2 separate regions of the Homo sapiens genome follow, and region 2 is linked to region 1. A link is a loop called in an ENCODE intact Hi-C map of the cell type or tissue named here. Cell type or tissue: dorsolateral prefrontal cortex. All regions are shown on one strand. Each heading gives the region's core, and the rest is flanking DNA. Links, peaks and the distances in the headings are about the cores only.

The links. Peaks named below come from ENCODE experiments on the same cell type or tissue, not always from the same donor. Only the 100,000 strongest peaks of a DNase experiment are listed, where the experiment ranks them.
Region 2: a loop joins it to region 1, with 16 times the contacts of the local background. A loop is called at or near these places in 7 of 110 quality-filtered maps.

What each region holds. Positions count from the first base shown.
Region 1 is chr1:5,633,319-5,641,852 of GRCh38, forward strand. No RefSeq gene overlaps it. Among named protein-coding and RNA genes, the nearest start is that of MIR4689, 230 kb to the right of the region's middle. In dorsolateral prefrontal cortex, for the core only: a CTCF peak has its summit at 4,067 (motif pointing right); a DNase peak (open chromatin) is centred at 4,033; H3K27me3 peaks cover 1,412 bases.
Region 2 is chr1:5,969,118-5,977,651 of GRCh38, forward strand. It overlaps NPHP4 (nephrocystin 4), which reads right to left. Exons shown (of 30, transcript NM_015102.5): 4 at 1-142. Among named protein-coding and RNA genes, the nearest start is that of NPHP4, 19 kb to the right of the region's middle. RefSeq lists an enhancer at 2,500-2,999. In dorsolateral prefrontal cortex, for the core only: CTCF peaks have their summits at 4,835 (motif pointing left), 5,036 and 6,243 (motif pointing left); DNase peaks (open chromatin) are centred at 4,824 and 6,234; H3K27ac peaks cover 2,891 bases.

The DNA of each region.
Region 1 (8,534 bases), core at 98-8,097:
TAAATTACTTTTACATTTGAAAAAAGGGTCGGCTCATGGGAAGTTGCCAAAATAGCAGAGAGGTTCCAAGTCCCCTTCCCCCAGCTTTTCCAGCGGTTTCACTGTTGATCATTATAATCCAAAGCTCAGCACAGGAAACTAACACAGGTGCCATCTGCAGACCCTTACGAAGATCTCACCATTTTCTCCATACACTCTTGTGTGTGCATGTGTGTCTATGTGCACATGTGCACACATGCATATGTGTGTGCAGGTGTGTGTCTGTGTCTGTGTGCATGTGTGTGTCTGTATGTGCTTGTGCACACATGTCTATGTATCTGTAGTCATGTGTGTACATGTGTGTCTGTGTCTCTGTGTTTGCATGTGTATGTCTGTGTGTACTTGTGTGCAGATGTCTATGTGTATATCTGTATTCATGTGTGTACATGTGGGTCTGTATTTGTTTCTGTGTTTGCATGTGTGTGTCTGTGTGTGCTTGTGTGCAGATGTCTATGTGTATATCTGTATTCATGTGTGTACATGTGGGTCTGTATTTGTTTCTGTGTTTGCATGTGTGTGTCTGTGTGTGCTTGTGTGCAGATGTCTATGTGTATATCTGTATTCATGTGTGTACATGTGAGTCTTTATTTGTTTCTGTGTTTGCATGTGTGTGTCTGTGTGTGCTTGTGTGCAGCTATGTGTATATCTGTATTCATTTGTGTACCAGTGTGTCTGTATGTGTCTCTGTGTGTGCATGTGTGTGCATGTGTGTGCATGTGTGTGCCTGTATGTGCTTGCGTGCACATGTCTATGTGTATATTTATTCATGTGTGTGGACATGTGTGTCTATGTGTGTGTACGTCTCTGTGTCTGTGTACACATGTGTATATCTGTGTCAGCATGTCTGTGTATATGTGCTTATGTGTCTATGTGTATTTGTGTGTATGCACACACATGCATATCTCTGTGTTTGTACATGTGTGCCTCTATGTGTATCTCTGTGTGTGTATATGTGTGTGTGTGCATGTTTTTATCTATGTGTGTATGTCTGAATGTGTATGTGTCCGTCTTTACATATGTGTCTCTTTGTGTCTACGTGTGTCTCTGTGTGTACATGCATGTACCTGCATGTGTCTCCATGCATGTTCACATGTGTCTGTGTGTTCATGTTTGTATTTCTATACAATTTCATCATATGTGTAGACTGCTAGAACTGTCCCAGTGCAGCTACAGATGGTTTCATCACTCTAAGACTCCTCCTGAGACATCTGGCTGTACTTTGTGTGTTTGTTCACTCAGATGCCCTTGAGGACCCGCTCACCTGCCTACTCATACCACATGGCCAGCACTCATGTGGCGCTTCCGCAGGGCAGGGCCCACCATGTTTGTTGAATGAATGATCCTCTACTTAGACATGGACAATCTGAAGGTAACACTGTGAATGACAAGCCAGGTTCCTCCCAAGGCTGGTGCGTAGTGTGAGGCAAGGTGAGGGTGGATACTGGACTCCCTGACCTCAGAGCAGCCCCCCAAGGCCCATCCACTCCACCTCATCCCACCCCCATACAGGATACGACAAGAGGGACATTTCATGATTGGGGGACAATTTCCTAGGGCCAACTAACTCTCAGGTACAGAACATTACGATGACTTCCAAGTAACCCATCCCTCTGGGGGCCTCTGGGCTTCCGAAGAGTGATGAGGAGGAAGAAGTGCAGAGCCCTGCAGACAGCCTGTGCTCTGTTCCTAATAACTGCCCATCTCCACATTCCCAATCAAGCAGCCCCTGGGGAATGTCTTCAGAGCTGCTCTAGGTGGGGGTCCCATCAAAGCAGCACCACTTGGACCATAGTGTTGGAACCCCCAGACAAACATCACCCCTCCGGGCCTTTACCCAGGTCATCTGTAAGGGGACATAGCCCTCTTATCAGGGTCCTGGACCAGAATCCCTAGACATGGCCTGACCCTCTCAGTTCCGTTCCCCCCCTTTTCCTCCTTCTCCAGCCTGCCTACTACCCTGATTCCTGTCCCACTATGGCCTGGGCTTTCTCCAGCACCCAGAGACTGGGGTACATGGCTTTTCCCTGTGGCTCTCAAACCAGTTGATGGTTTTCAGATCTCCGTGGCCATCGTGTCCATGGCAACAGCAGCTTTCAGCTCTCCCACCTCAGTGGTTCTTTCTGATAATGGTTTCCAAAAGGTACAAAGACCACTGGCCTTTTCTGGGCCTCAAATGCCCCCTGAGATCCCAGCTGGGCCAGGCAAGCAGAGGCTACCCTTAGAGACACCATCCAGCCCGGGACCCTAAAATGCACCAAAGCTTGCCAGAAAAAAACGCCAGTCTCCAGGGTGAGGCAGTGCAGTGGGGGCTCCATCAGTGGGCAGGGGCTGGCTATTGGGATTTCCTCACTCCTGGTGGGAGGGAACAGATCTGGTCCTGATGGTCATTTCTAGGGTGGCCTCTTTGACTCTAGCTGCAGATGCCAGAGCTGAGAAAGAGCTAGACCCAAAGTGCCAAAAACATCAGTGAGGGTTCCCCTAAGTTCCACCCCTAGAGGAGGTCAGGGGCGATCTCTGATCTGCAGCCCACAGCTCTCTGCCCAGCCCCGACAATGGCACCTGACACCTGAAGCTTCGTGAGTGCTGAGACCACGTTCTGTTTGTGTTTGCACTCTTGTCACCCAGCCCCTCGTCGGATATTCACAACATTCAGAAAACTAGTTGTTGAATGGATGAAAGCATTAATGAGTCAACCAATTAGTGAATGAATTCACAGAACATTGGGACTAAAATGACCCCTGTGGATATTAAGTGGACATTGAGGCTGTCCCCCTACCCTCCACATCTCCCCTCCCCCGGACCCTTCACAAGAATTCCCAAGAACTTGATCTTCGCTATGTGGGAATCTCCAATCTCTGCAGGAGGGATTTGCTGCCTTCCTGTGACACTCACTCCATCCCGGGGACACTAAGCATTATAAAGCTATTCTTTATGCTAAGCCCAATCTAACGCATTCAGACTCAAAGCCACTGAAGTTCAGGGAAGACATAATTGTGTCGTTTGATTTGTTCACCAAAGAGCAGGTCAGATGGAAAGGTTACTGTCCTCTTAAAAATATTCTGACAACAAATTTTTTAAAATTTTAATGTTATCATTTTGCCTTTTTGGAGAAAGGGTTTCTATTTATCAGCGATGATTAAACACTTCTGAAATCTGGAATTACTGACTTTGACCTTTTCTTTATCGGCAGGTAATAAAACGAATGGGCAGATGACAGAAATGTAATTTGAGGATTACAAAATTTATGAGGAGGCAGCACATTGGGGAGGAAAGTGACTATGATTTGAGTGCTAGCAAGGGATGTGGAGAAAGGGAAGATTTAACCAAAATTGTTTCCTTGGACTCTCAGCTTTAGAAATGAAGATGTCAGTGTTTGTGCCCCATCCACTGCCCGGCGCAGTAAAGAAGAGCTCACTGGATGTTTGTGAATAAGGAAGGGGAGAGGGGAATGACCCCATTGTAGGGCAACAATGGAGAATAAATGAGATGATCCCCATAAAACATTGAGTTCAGACCCGACATGGATCCAGCATTCAGCAAATATTGGCTATTATTATTTTTATCACACCATCTCGTGAGTCTCATCATCTCATGAAATAGTGCATGAGAACAGGAATACTGTATGTAAACCATATGTGTGGTGCTGCTTCACATTCATCCTTTTGGTTCAAAACTGCAGATCCCTGATGCGAAGCTGGGCCCCTCTCTTATTCCTAATTTTGCATCCATCAGTGTTGTGGGTTACGTTGGGTCCCCCAAATGATGCGTTCAAGTCCTGACTCCTGGTAGCTGTGAATCTAATCTTATTAAGAAATAGGGCCCTGACAAATGTAATCAAATGAAGATGAGGTCACATTACAGTGGGGTGGGCCATAATCCAATGACTGTGGTCCTTATAAGAAAAGAAAAATTTGGACATAGGCGTAGAGACACGGAGGGGAGAAAGCCATGCAGAGAAAGCAGCAGAGATTGGAGAGATGTGGCCACAAGCCAAGGTATGCCAGGGGCTGCCAGCAGATGGCAGAAGTGGCAGAGGCAAGAAAGGATCTTCTCCTGGAGCAGCAGTCCTCAATCTTTTGGGCACTAGGGACTGGTTTTGAGAAAGACAGTTTTTCCACAGAGAGGTGAGGAGGGGTTGATTTTGAGATGATTCAAGCACATTACATTTATTGTGCACTTTATTTCTATTATTCTTACTTTCTAATACATAATGAAGTAATTCTATAACTCAGCATAGTGTACAATCAGTGGGAGCCTTGAGTTTGCTTTCCTGCAACTAGACAGTCCCATCTGGGGCTGATGGGAGACAGTGACAGATCATCAGGCATTACATTCTCATAAAGAGAGGTGTAACCTAGATCCCTCATATGCACACTTCACAGTAGGGTTCTTGCTCCTATAAGAATCTAATGCCACTGCTGATCTGACAGGAGGTAGAGCTCAGGCTGGTAATGTGAGCCATGGGGAGCAGCTGTAAATAAGATGAAACTTTGCTTGCTCACCCACTACTCCCCTCCTGCTGCGCAGCCCAGTTCCTAACAGCCCATGGACTGATGATACCTGTCCATGGCCTAGGGGTTGGGGACCGCTGCCCTAGAGCCTGCAGAAGCAGCACAGCTGTGCAGATACTCTGATTTTTGACTTCTGGCCTCCAGAACTGTGAGACAATAATTTCTGCTGTTTTAAGCCCCCCAGTTTATGGTTATTTGTTAGGACAGCCCTAAGAAATGAATACAACAGGTGCATTTGGCCCACAGGTATTGGTGTTTCCTATGTTCAGGTGCTCCGGTAAGCAGGACGCATACAGTCCCTGCCCTTGTGCTCATGTGTTGCCATGTGCCAGGCATACAGGGTCTCCCGATGGACACAAGAGACAAGGCCTCAGACATCACAGACCCCACAGCAGAGGGCAGGAAACCAGCACAAATACCCACGTGATTTGGGAAAAGTCCTGCCAGTAAGAAGCACAGCTGAGCTGTGATTGTGTCAGAGGCCGTGACTTAGAGGGGGATTCCATTAAGGAAACAGACCTGACTCTCAGCTGATGGAAGATGGGTGGGGCACATGGAGTTTATTCAGCTTGGTCAATAGGAAGATCTTGTGTTATGGGAAAGTCCATTTTTTTATTCCTTATAGTAAATTAGGGAAAGTAAGGCTCAACAAAGTCCCGTTAGCTTGTACAGAAACAAAAGATAGCGGGATTTTCCCCAGGGGCCTGGCACCAGGAGAGGGTCTCTCAGGAGGATGCTCCACACAGGTAATGAGGCGTTTATGTTTTCCAAAGCTGTAAACAACTTTGAGAAATACTGTTCACTTACGGCTGCAGTTGGAGCTGCATGGAAGGAGGCTGGCAACAGGGTGAGTGCTGTCCTTGTCCATTCTTAGAGAAACCAGGAGCCCTGAGAACCTGTGTCCAGCACAAAATGACTGACAGCTGGTCTCTCCAATCAGAAGATGGCTTCCCCACCCCCAGCACCTCCTGGGTCTCAGGGCGATTTCAGAGATGAACCTTTCTACCTTCTACCAGGTGGGTGGGTCAATGTGAAAGGGGCAACAGTTTTTAATTTGTAGGGTGAAGGTCAATATTAAAAACATGTTTTGCTGGCCATGCAAGGCTCTCCAAATATTATCTAACTTCGGGACCTGATCAGAGAAATGCCAGAAAGTCACCACTACTCTTGTGGAAAGCAGAAGAAGGAGGCTACCAGAGCGGGGACTATAGGAGCACTGACTTCGGGCCACCCTCTCCTGCAGCAGCTCTTCTGGAACACAAGCCTGGGAGCCTTGGCTGCACTGTCCTTGGTGAGCTGGGAAGTCCTGCTCCACGGGCCCCATCTGCTTTCTGGGTGAGCTTCTCATCACTGTTGTCACAGGATTCATAAAGCACACAGCTCAAAGGTTTCCAATGTGTAACACAATTTCTCCAGGCTCATTTAAATATTTCAAATCAGAAGGAGTTGGCTGTTACATTTCACCTCCCAAAGCTTAGTGAAACACATGGCCAGGCTCGTGACCATGCTGTCTTTGGCTACAGTGGCTCTGTTTCCAAGCAGATTTCTCTTATTCTTAGCCAGGAACCAGTGTCTCATGGCTTCAGGGCAGTAGACTCTGCTCCCAAGACCAGCCCAGGCAGGGGTCTCAGGTCATGGGGAAGTTGTGTGACCCTCAATCAGGACGGGGAGGGGAGGTAGGGACAAGATGGCATTGCTCAGGGGCGTACATGATTGACTCTACAGAGTGTTTGAGCACCTACTATGTGCTGGGCATGCCTTTGGGTGCTGCAGATGGAACAGTGAACAAAGCAAAGCCAGCCAGGCACAGTGGCTCATGCCTGTAATCCCAATACTTTGGGAGGCCGAGGCTGGCGGATCACTTGAGGCCAGGAGTTTGAGACCAGCCTGGTCAACATGGAGAAACCTCGTCTCTACTAAAAATTAGCCGGCATGGTGGCATGCACCTGTAATCCCAGCTACTTGGGAGGCTGAGGCACAAGAATCACTTGAACCTGGGAGGCAGAGGTTGCAGTGAGCTAAGATTGTGCCACTGCATTCCAGCCTGGGAGACAGAACAAGAGACTCTGGTTCAAAAACGAAAAGAAAAGTCCCTGTCCTCATGAAGCTTACCCTGGAGGATCAGTATCCTTGACATGGGAGCCATTTTAAATTAATGTAAAGGAAATCAATCTATATTACCCACCACAGAGCAGAAGGCATACCACATGATTTCTGCTGCTAAGACTAATGAGGGGTGAGCTTCAACCTCAAAAGCATTTCAAAATATTTGGAATGAGGGAGGGAATTATCTTTCTGTTTCTCACAAAGAAGCATGGATGGGTGTGTTGCTCTTATTGTCTACTTTGAATGGGCCATGCATGCATAAGGGACACGTGGCAATGGAACTGAAGGGAAATATGAAGAGGGAGCTCCTTGTGTGTTATTCTAGAGACAGACTGTGCCTCTGTAAGCCTGTATGCCTATGTGTGTGTCCCTCTTTAACACAAAAGGGGCCTGCCACAGGACACAGCATCTGTGAAGACTGTACTGGATCCATGTGTCTGGAGCTGCCTGTCTTTGCAGGCGGCAGAGTGAACCACCACAAGAATGTCAGGTAATGGATGGATCCAGCCCTCTTGTATTCATCCGTTCTCACACTGCTATAAAGAAATGCTTCCTGTGACCAGGCGCGGTGGCTCATGCCTGTAATCCCAGCAATTTGGGAGGCCAAGGAGGGCAGATCTCCTGAGGTCAGGAGTTCGAGACCAGCCTGGTAAACATGGGGAAACCCCGTCTCTACTGAAAATACAAAAATTAGCTGGGCGTGGTGGCCCAGCTACTCAGGAGGCCGAGGCAAGAGAATCACTAGAACCCAGGAGGCGGAGGTTGCAGTGAGCCGAGATCACTCCACTGCACTCCAGCCTTGAGGACAGAGCAAGACTCCATCTCAAAATAAATAAATAAATAATAAAAGAAATGCCTCCTGAGACTGGGTCATTTATAAAGAAAAGAGGTTTAATTGGCTCACAGTTCCACAGGCTGTACAGGAAGCATGGCTGGGGAGGCCTCAAGAAACTGTCAATCATGGCGGAAGGCAAAGGGGAAGCAGACAGGTCTCACATGGCTGAAGCAGGAGGAAGACGGGGCAAGGAGGTGCTGCACACTTGTAAACCACCATCTCTCATGAGAACTCTACCACAACACGTCACTAGGGGGAGATTAAACCATCAGAAACTGCCCCCATGATCCGATCACCTCCCACCATGCCACTTATCCAACATTGGGGATTACAATTCCACATGAGATTGGGTGGGGACTCAGATGCAAACCATATCACTGCCACTGGTGGACATTTGGATCTTTCTATGTTCTGCTACCCTGAGCGATGCTCCCGCAGGTGCTCCAGCAGGTGTGCCTGTCTCTGTGAGCACGCACAAATCATCTGTATGATCAGCTGCTAGATGCAGACTTGCTTAAACAAAGGGTGTGTGCATTCTTACATTTGGACAGATCTCAGAAAATTGTCCTCCCCCCCAAAAAAGTTATTCCAATTTACATTCCCACCAGAAGAAGAATTATTTTCTTACTGTCTTTGTCAATCTGATGGATCGAAAAAGTGCTCATCACAGAGGCCTCAGAAATAACGCCACACATCTACAACCATCTGATCTTTGACAAACCTGACAAAAACAAGCAATGGGGAGAGGATTCCCTATTTAATAAGTGGTGATGGGAAAACTGGCTAGCCATATGCAGAAAGCTGAAACTGGATCCCTTCCTTATACCTTATACAAAAATTAACTCAGGATGGATTAAAGACTTAAACGTAAGACGTAAAACCATAAAAACCCTAGAAGAAAACCTAGGCATTACCATTCAGGCCGTTGGCATGAGCAAAGACTTCATGACTAAAATATCAAAAGCAATGGCAACGAAAGCCAAAATAGACAATTGGGATCTGATTAAACTAAAGAGCTTCTGTACAGCAAAAGAAACTATCAT
Region 2 (8,534 bases), core at 285-8,284, 340 kb after region 1:
CCGGCTGGTTGCTGAAGATCCGAAGAATTCCAAACCCACAGGACAATGTCTGGAGGCTCCCATCCCGTTTCTTGCCCTCAGCGACCACTTCCACCACAGCCACGATATGAGGGTGGTTTAGGGATGTGTGAAAATACAAGGGCTGCAGAACAGAAGCCAGAGGATGGTCTGAGTGTTCAGGACACACACAAAGAGGACATGGGCGCTGTCCCCACCCCCGAGACCGCCTTCCTACACGTGCCACAGCATCCGGAACCCTCTACCATGCCCTCATGTGGTGTACCACATCTCTGCAGGATGCCAGGGAAGCAGGCACACTGAGGTAACTCCCTCAGACTGAAATGTTGGTGTCGGAGCTCTTTATTCCAGAGCACCCAACAACCAGGGCATCAGATGTCTGCTTCCGCTCCAGGAACTTTCCATTCCCTAGGAATTCCACCACAAGAAACACCAACAGATCCCAGGCCCACTAGAGCAGAATGGGGCTAGAGCAGCTATGCACCCAACCCTGCAGGGGGACACACCAGGTAGGACCATGGTTAGATCAGCCCAAGACGTAACACATCCACCACTAAAAAGACACGCACGTGCTGATCAATTCATGCTCCTAGTATCGCCTGACACTCAACACAGACAACTTCGATCACACCTTCCCAGTGCTGCTTCGTGCGTAACCATTTTGAGTTCCATCTGAACTGTATTTAAACTATTAACAAGAAGAATCCTTGAATTTCTTTAGGTGCTAAGTAATTATCCCCGGTTCAGAGCCCAAAAGACTAAAGTCTTTTTATGCCGAAAATCACCTTGAGATCATTTTATTAAAAGATTTCTCAAGATGTAAGCCAAGTAGATGATATTCAAATTGATCTTAAAAGGTTTTCCACTCACACCTTCCCATTCCCAACATGCAAATGGCCAGCCTCTGCCTCCGCCTTCCTGCCAGGCCCAGGGAGAGGAGGCCTGGGAAGACAGCACAGGAGACTCAAACCCCTCTCTGCATCTCATACGGGCGCTCCCACTTGGGAATGAAAGCACCTTCACTCTGCTGCTGCTTTTCTATTGCGTTAAATTCAATGCAGTTGTTTTTATTTAAAATAATTAAGGGGCCTGGGGTGGTGGCTCGCACCTGTAATCCCAGCACTTTTGGGAGGTCAAGGCAGGAGGATCACTTGAGCTCAGGAGTTCAAGATCACCTGGCAACATAGCCAAACACCATCCCTATGAAAAATACAAAAATTAGCCAGGCATGGTGGTGCACACCTGTGGTCCCAGCTACTTAGGAGGCTGAGACAGGAGGATCACTTGAGCCTGGGAAGCAGAGGTTGCAGTAAGCCGAGATCACGCCACCGCACTCCAGCCTGGGCAGCAGAGTGCAACTTTGTCTAATAAAAAGAAAGAAAGAAGGAATGCCGTAGCACAGTAGACAGAGATGAAGACACTGACTGAGTTTGCTAATCAACAGGGAATGCGCATCCCCAGGCATCAGGAGTGGTGCTGAGCCCATACCCCAACACCCCAGCTGGGGGGCAAAGCACAGGTCACCAGCTGAGCACAGAGACCGCCCCCATAAGGCACAAAGAGGTAAGGAGAGCCGAGGCTGGTCTTCCGCTCTATGACTTAAACTTGGAATAATCCTCCTATTAACGAGTCATTACCATGGTGTCACCGAGAAAACGTTTACTGTAATCACAGACTGTCAGCCCAGGATAACAGAGAGATGCATTAAAACATCAGCCATGAGATATAAATCGTTATTCTATTATCTTTTATTGCAATATGATGAAATAATGACCACTTACAGCTGACAGGTGGTTGGACTAAGAGAGAATTATGTTTGTTTCCAAGACTCCAGAACCGCTTTTAAAAAGCCCCACTGCAAAGTCGAGTTGGTCATTAACTCACCTTTTCTATTTATACCTGTGCTTATCAGTCTTACGAACACTACTCACTTTTTCTATTGGCAATAAACATTTTCAACTCTGATACCCAGCAACAACAATCTGCCAGCCTAGAGGTCACCCTGAAATTACTCTACCTGAACCGGGTGGAACCTGCCGCTACGGGCATGTCCCAAATACAAGTTTATGGCTATGCCTCTCCCTTCTGTTTACCACTAAAAATAATCACTCTGAGGCCAAAAACAACAACAACAGCAACAGAGCCCCAGAGCTGCTTGTCTCAGCTGATCCAACCTTAGAATCTAAAGAATCCATCTTTAATCAGAAGAGTCAGCCGCTCCAAGTGCAGCATGTTTGAAAAGTTCAGATGGTTGTACCAGTACAATTACTGATTGATAAGGACATATGTTCTTTTCCAAAAATCATTTATTGACCCTCCAGTGTGGGAACAGCCCCAAGCTAAAGAATTTATAACGAACCTGGAAAACACAAGTCAGCTTTCAAGAAGCTCGAGCCTCGAAGGCTTCATAAACGACAGATGAGGCAGGCACAAAACTGCGAGCAACAGAGCCACATGGCTGCACCCCTCGGGTCACCCCAGCAAAGTCATATTCGACCAGGTCACCGGTGCCTGACCACCCAATTCCCGCCTCACTCAGCCAGGCAGCACCCAGCTGAGGAATACCTGTACACACATCCTTCAGTCTAGGGAAACTTAACGAGCGCCACTGCCATACATTTGGAAAGGAACATTCTCTACATCAACTGAAACTGCACTATTAAAAGGTTAAGTCAAGCCCATCAAATCGCCTGCAGGGCAAGGTCACTGGAGACAGAGGGAGACGGGCTCTCTGTCACCCCTGCCTCGCAGCTCACTTATCTGCACTGGTCAAGTTTCCTCCTTGACAGCATAAACAGATTAATAAATCATTTAAATGCTCCTGTCTTAATGCCTTCATCTTCAAAAACACGGACACCATTTTGCCTCGGGGCCCAGTTTCCATTTTTCACCCGCAGTGATGGAAGTGGAATTGGGCCTCTGCCGATGTGCCTGGATGAAGAGGCCGCAGCCGGGCACCCCCCATGGCACGGCCACATGACCTGGCACCTGCATGACATGGGCTCCTCAGACAACGCTGGGCAGCAAGGCCAGAGAGGAGCTGAGCAGGAACAGAATGAGTCCCTTCCAAAGAACTGTTTTAATAAGCCTTTAACAGGATATCTTCAGCCAGGCAAACAATGCAGAGACTTCATGCAGTTCCTACCCTCTGGCTCAGACTCACACTGCGGGTTCGGAGGGCTTCCCAGACACTACCCCTCAAAGACAGCAGGGATCGGGGGAGCCCAGATTTCCACAGCAAAGCATCATGACAGGGACAGGGACAGCCCCCTGCCCCACGAATTATCCAGCCCACAATGTCAGCAGTGCCAAGGTTGAGAAACTCTCATTTGGAGTAAAAATGTAAACTTTAATCCTGGCTGAAAGGATAATACAACATCTTATCCATCTCTGCACTTCCAGCTCCTAAACACAGCCTGGCACACAGAAGACCCTTAACCAACATTTCTTGAATAAAAACTACTGCCCACTGGGTCCCTGCTTATGGAAAAGCACATGACTAAATACTCCAGCAGCACTTAGGGGATGCACACTCTTTATCTCTCATGAGCAAATGAATCAAGTCAGGAGGAGCTTATTTTTTTCTTGCAAATTAATTTAATTTCTTTCTTTCTTTTTTTTCATAGGTTTTTGGGGAACAGGTGGTATTTGGTTACATGAGGAAGCTCTTTAGTGGTGATCTGTGAGATTACGGTGCACCCATCACCCGAGCAGTATCCACTGAACCTAATTTGTAGGGTTTTTTTTTGTTTGGTTTTTCTTTTTTTTGACAGAGTCTTGCTCTATCACCCAGGCTGGAGTGCAGTGGCGTGAATCTCAGCTCACTGCAACCTCCACCCGCCGAGCTCAGGTGATTCTCTAGCCTCAGCCTCCCAAGTAGCTGGGATTACGCGTGTGTGCCACCACGCCCAGCTAATCTTTAAATTTTTAGTAGAGACAGGGTTTCACCATGTTGGCCAGGCTGGTCTCAAATTCCTGATCTCAAGTGATCCATCCACCTGGGCCTCCCAAAGTGCTGGGATTACAGGCATGAGCCACTGCACCCGGCCTCAATTTGTAGTCTTTTATCCCTCACCCTCTAGGATCAAGGAGTTTAAAGCACTTGTCTGAAGTCCCACTGGGATCAGTGATGGAGTAGGACACTAGCCCATCCTACCTCAACTCCGACGCCCATGGCGAAAGCCAGTTCTCCCTCTGGCCTAAAGAGCAACTCCTTGGCTTACTTAGAAAAGTAAGTGAGCAGACATGATTATAACCCAAAGCAAGAAATATCTAACCCCAGCTCTACCAAAATAAAAACATTTAGCTGGGTCTGGTGATGCATGCCTGTAGTCCCAGCTACTTGGGAGGCTGAGGAGGGAGGATCACTTGAGCCCAGGAGTCCAAGGCTGCAATGAGCTATGATCGCACCATTGCACTCCAGCCTGGGCAACATAGTGAGACCCCATCTCTTAGAAAAGAAAGATCCCACACTATGCTGCTGTGAACACACAACAACAAAATTGACAAACTTACAGCTTTCCATTGTCCCCAGATGACTGACAGTTCAATCACTGTACAATTAAACACTGGAAACGTCACAGAGACCAATCATTTCTCCTTCTGAAAACCATTTTCTTTCATCCTCTCATTTCAGGTTCCAAGACTACGGCAGTGGTTTCCATTGTGCCAGAGAGGAAATCAGCCCTCCCCAGCTGCAAACAGACAGGCACACAGGGCCCGAGTTGGCCTCCTAGAGCCATAGAGCCTCCCTCTGTGGAAGCAGCTCGCTGGGACACGAAGCCAGCTTCTTGCTTTTGTTGTGATGATGTTCAGGACATGCCTGCCCTCTGCCGAGCAACAGCAAGAGCACAGGAGCAGCCATCGGGCTCTGCAGCCAGGGCTTCCTGCAAGCTCCAGAGCCAGGCCCAAGAATCCAGGCCCTGGAAGGGCTCGCAGGAGTTTCACGTGGGTTATGCTGATACTCCTTGACAGCATCCACTTTTCAATGGGAAATTATAGCACGCTCATTGCTCTGACGAGTAAGAGCCGCTCAAGAGGGGCTTTCTCATGGCTGTGATGACGGGAAGAGACACAACCCAATCACCTGCATCCCTCTACCAGGGCAGGTGACTGCCCCGCTGCTTTGGCGACACTGGGGCTGGTGCGCTCTGGGAGGAAAGATTCCCTTGATGGGGGTTTAAGCTGTTGCTGGAGAATCACGAGGATTCCTGCCCAGTAACTCCCCCCAAATAAATAAAGGAGGGAAAAGAAGCCAGTCACACTACACCGGCCACACACAGTCATTAAGGAAAGAATCCAAGGGAAAAGTATGTCCACCTCAAAAAGAAAACTGAGAAACTGCACAGGACCGTGGCCTCCAGCATTATTTTTTAAAAGACACTTTTTTAGAAGTTGAATGAATGATTCGCTGGCTCAGAGGAAGTGGAGGCAATTCCTCCCCACCAGGAAAGGTCTCAGAGAACACAGAATTCTGAGCTCAGAGCTGAGACGTGTCTGGGGACTGCTCTCCTGCATATGGGCCCAGTGCAAATAATTCATCATTTGCAGAAAAAAAAAAAAAAAACCACCCAGCTCTGGATCAAGACAAGCCTTCTGTGTTCCAAGTCTCTTTCAGGACATCGTTGTTTGCAAAATCATGCCACAGCCCCCTCTCTCGGGGTCATGTGTGACATGGGCACTCCACAAAACCTGAGCATGCAGGGTCCATGCGCTACCACGTGGGGGCTGGACAGCCACGGGCGCTCCAAATGCGGTCCCCTGCTACCGGCAGCTCACCAACCCCAAAGCAGATCCCCCCAAACCAATGCTGATAGGCAAAGACCAGAAAAACACAGGCAATTAGTAAAGCCAGAGAAAGATCTCTGCCAAGTCTCAGAATCACCCCTAAAAAGGGCAAAGGGTGTTTTACGAACCTCTATTTCCACAGGGGTGTAGACAGAGCAATTAGCAGACAGGGTGCGAACATGCTGCCACACCCTCATGCCTAAGAATGCCCACTCCTGGGAGCACTCGGTGCTTCATCCACACTTGGGAGCACATACATGTGTACATGGATGTGCACACATGTTTGCACACACAGTTAAATAACTAGTTAACTAAGCTGGAACAAAACCTTTGCTCTGTATGAGAATGCCAAGCACATGGAGGAAACTGCCTGGTACAGAACACGCTGCTCAACAGCTTGGCAGGAGGGATTCATTCCTGGGGCACCACTGGCCTCTGCTGCCCACACGGGGCATAGCAGCTGCAGACAGCAGGCTCCATGAATAGCACGGGGGCTTCAGCATCACCCTCACAGCTGAAAGTGCCCTGGCCACACCACACTGTCCTTGCTGCATTCCCTTCTTCAGCGATTCCAAGTCCAAGGGTGCAGATTTTTCCAGAGGTTTTAAGGACTATGTTCCACTAGTCCCCCGGGCCCATCCCCAGCCTCAACAGGAGACGCACCCAGATGACAGGCCAAGGCTGAGCCACGTGGCTCCCACAGTCGGCTGCCCTTGGAGCCACCAGCACAGGTATTCCAGACTCCGAAAAGCCACCAGCTCCTAGTCTCCCTAACACATCTGAATTGTGAACTGCACAGGCAGCATGACACGCAGCTGCCAGGATGTGGTGAAATGCAAGTGCTGCCCAACTTCCGCCGCAACGGAAGCCCTCGGAGTGCATGAACATAATCCCGAGAAGGGCAGAGAGAGGCATCCATTCCAAAGATCGTCCTACCATGTGACTGGAATTCTACAGGGATCAGGATTCTACAGCCCAGAGAGTAGGGAGATGGAAGCCCCCGCTTCTGGCCTGCGCAGCACGGATCCTTAGGAAGGTCCGAAGCCTCTCTAAAGGGAGAGCTGAAGTCAGAGGGGTTGAGGGAGGAGGAGGGAACTGGCCCCAGCACCTCGGTGACTGCAAGGCATCCCTGGTTTCAGAGCATACTCCATCCCTCAGCATTCTACAGAACACTTCAGAACAAAATGCAGGGCTCCTCAGAAGCAGGAGGTCACGGAGGCCACAGCAGGTGGAGCCGTCAGATGCACAGGGCCGTCGCTCCCACCCCCACCCGCCACATGGGAATAAGCTGGTGGAGTTATTCCATCTCCATGCACCTCAGTGTCCTCCTCTTTAAAATGGGTACACAGGATACTGACCTCCACAGGAGGATGACAGGCATGAAATGACGGCATGCTTCTGAGCCGATGCCTGGCCACGGGAAGCGCCTCCCGGTGAAGGATGGCTAACTTCACCACCCGCCGCATGGCTGTCACAACACCAGGTTTCGGGGGGCTCACTGTGCACATCTGAGAAAGCTAAAGCTAAACAGCTCTATCCCCAGCAGTTGGTCTGGCATTGCCAGCACCGGGAACTCATGGCGAGCCTCCTGCCACAGCGCAGGCCCGAGGGGACCCCCTGCCCGCGCTGAAACAGCACTCTAAGGGTTCATCCGCAGTCACACTCATGAAACCTTTCCTGACACGGCTGGCCAGAGAGACCTCTGAGAGGTATTTGCATTAGCTGTTTGACAACCTTAATGTCAGACACATCCTTAGCTGTCCAGACATACACTCTAGCAAGGCTTTTTATTGAAGCTTCGTGACCTCTGGGGTCATTCTCTCCCTCTACTACCCATGGGAGGAAGGGCAAGAGTCAGGACCCATCCATGTCAAGACACACATAATCCAAGCGCTGGGTGATGGTGGGGTACGGAGAGCAACGAGCTCGTGGCCCTAGGTGGGGGTGCTGACTGGCCAGAGCAGGCCCCCATGGGAAAGGCACACCTGGGCAGTGGTTACCTAGAGTAACGTCTCAAAGGACGGCCACTGTCACCGCCACTGTTACTCATCATACAAACTGTCCCAATACCAGGCCTCTTGGGGCCTCCTTCTATATACCTAAGATCAAACCAAGACAGCTGAGACCCTCTCATCACCTCTGTTGCCTCCACACTGTCCCTGCTGCACACCCGTCGTGCTCAGACACCATCCCTCTCAAACTCCCCCCACTCGAGTTCAGCTGTGAAGCAGCAGCCAGGCATGGGAAAGGCCTCCATGACATCGCCGGCTGTTAAGAGTCAAACGTCAGCGTCCCTAAGAAGACCCTGTAGGACCCAGCCAGAAGGCACGACGGGGCCACCCTGCCAACCCCACCCGTCAGCAAACCTGGGCTCTCCTCTCGTCCTAACACCCCTGGGTCTCCCTGCTCTGCTTGAAGCAGCCTCGTCCCTGCTTGTCACGGAGTCAGTTTCTTTCTCATCCTGTAAGTCCCAGCTTAATCAGCAGCTTCGCAGAGAGGCCTCCCTCGTCACCCACCTAAAGCAGGTCTCCACGTTCTCCTATTGGTCTCCACGTTCTCCTATCGGTCTCCTCCTGAGAATTTAACACAACTTGCAATTACTCTGTTACCTGCTCAGTGCGTCTCCGAAACAGTCTGCAGTTCTGTTAGGTGAGCGCCATCATCACCCTGAGCCTAGCATGATGCCCTGCAGAGAGCAGGTGCTGAATGGAATGTATGCTGTGCAGTGA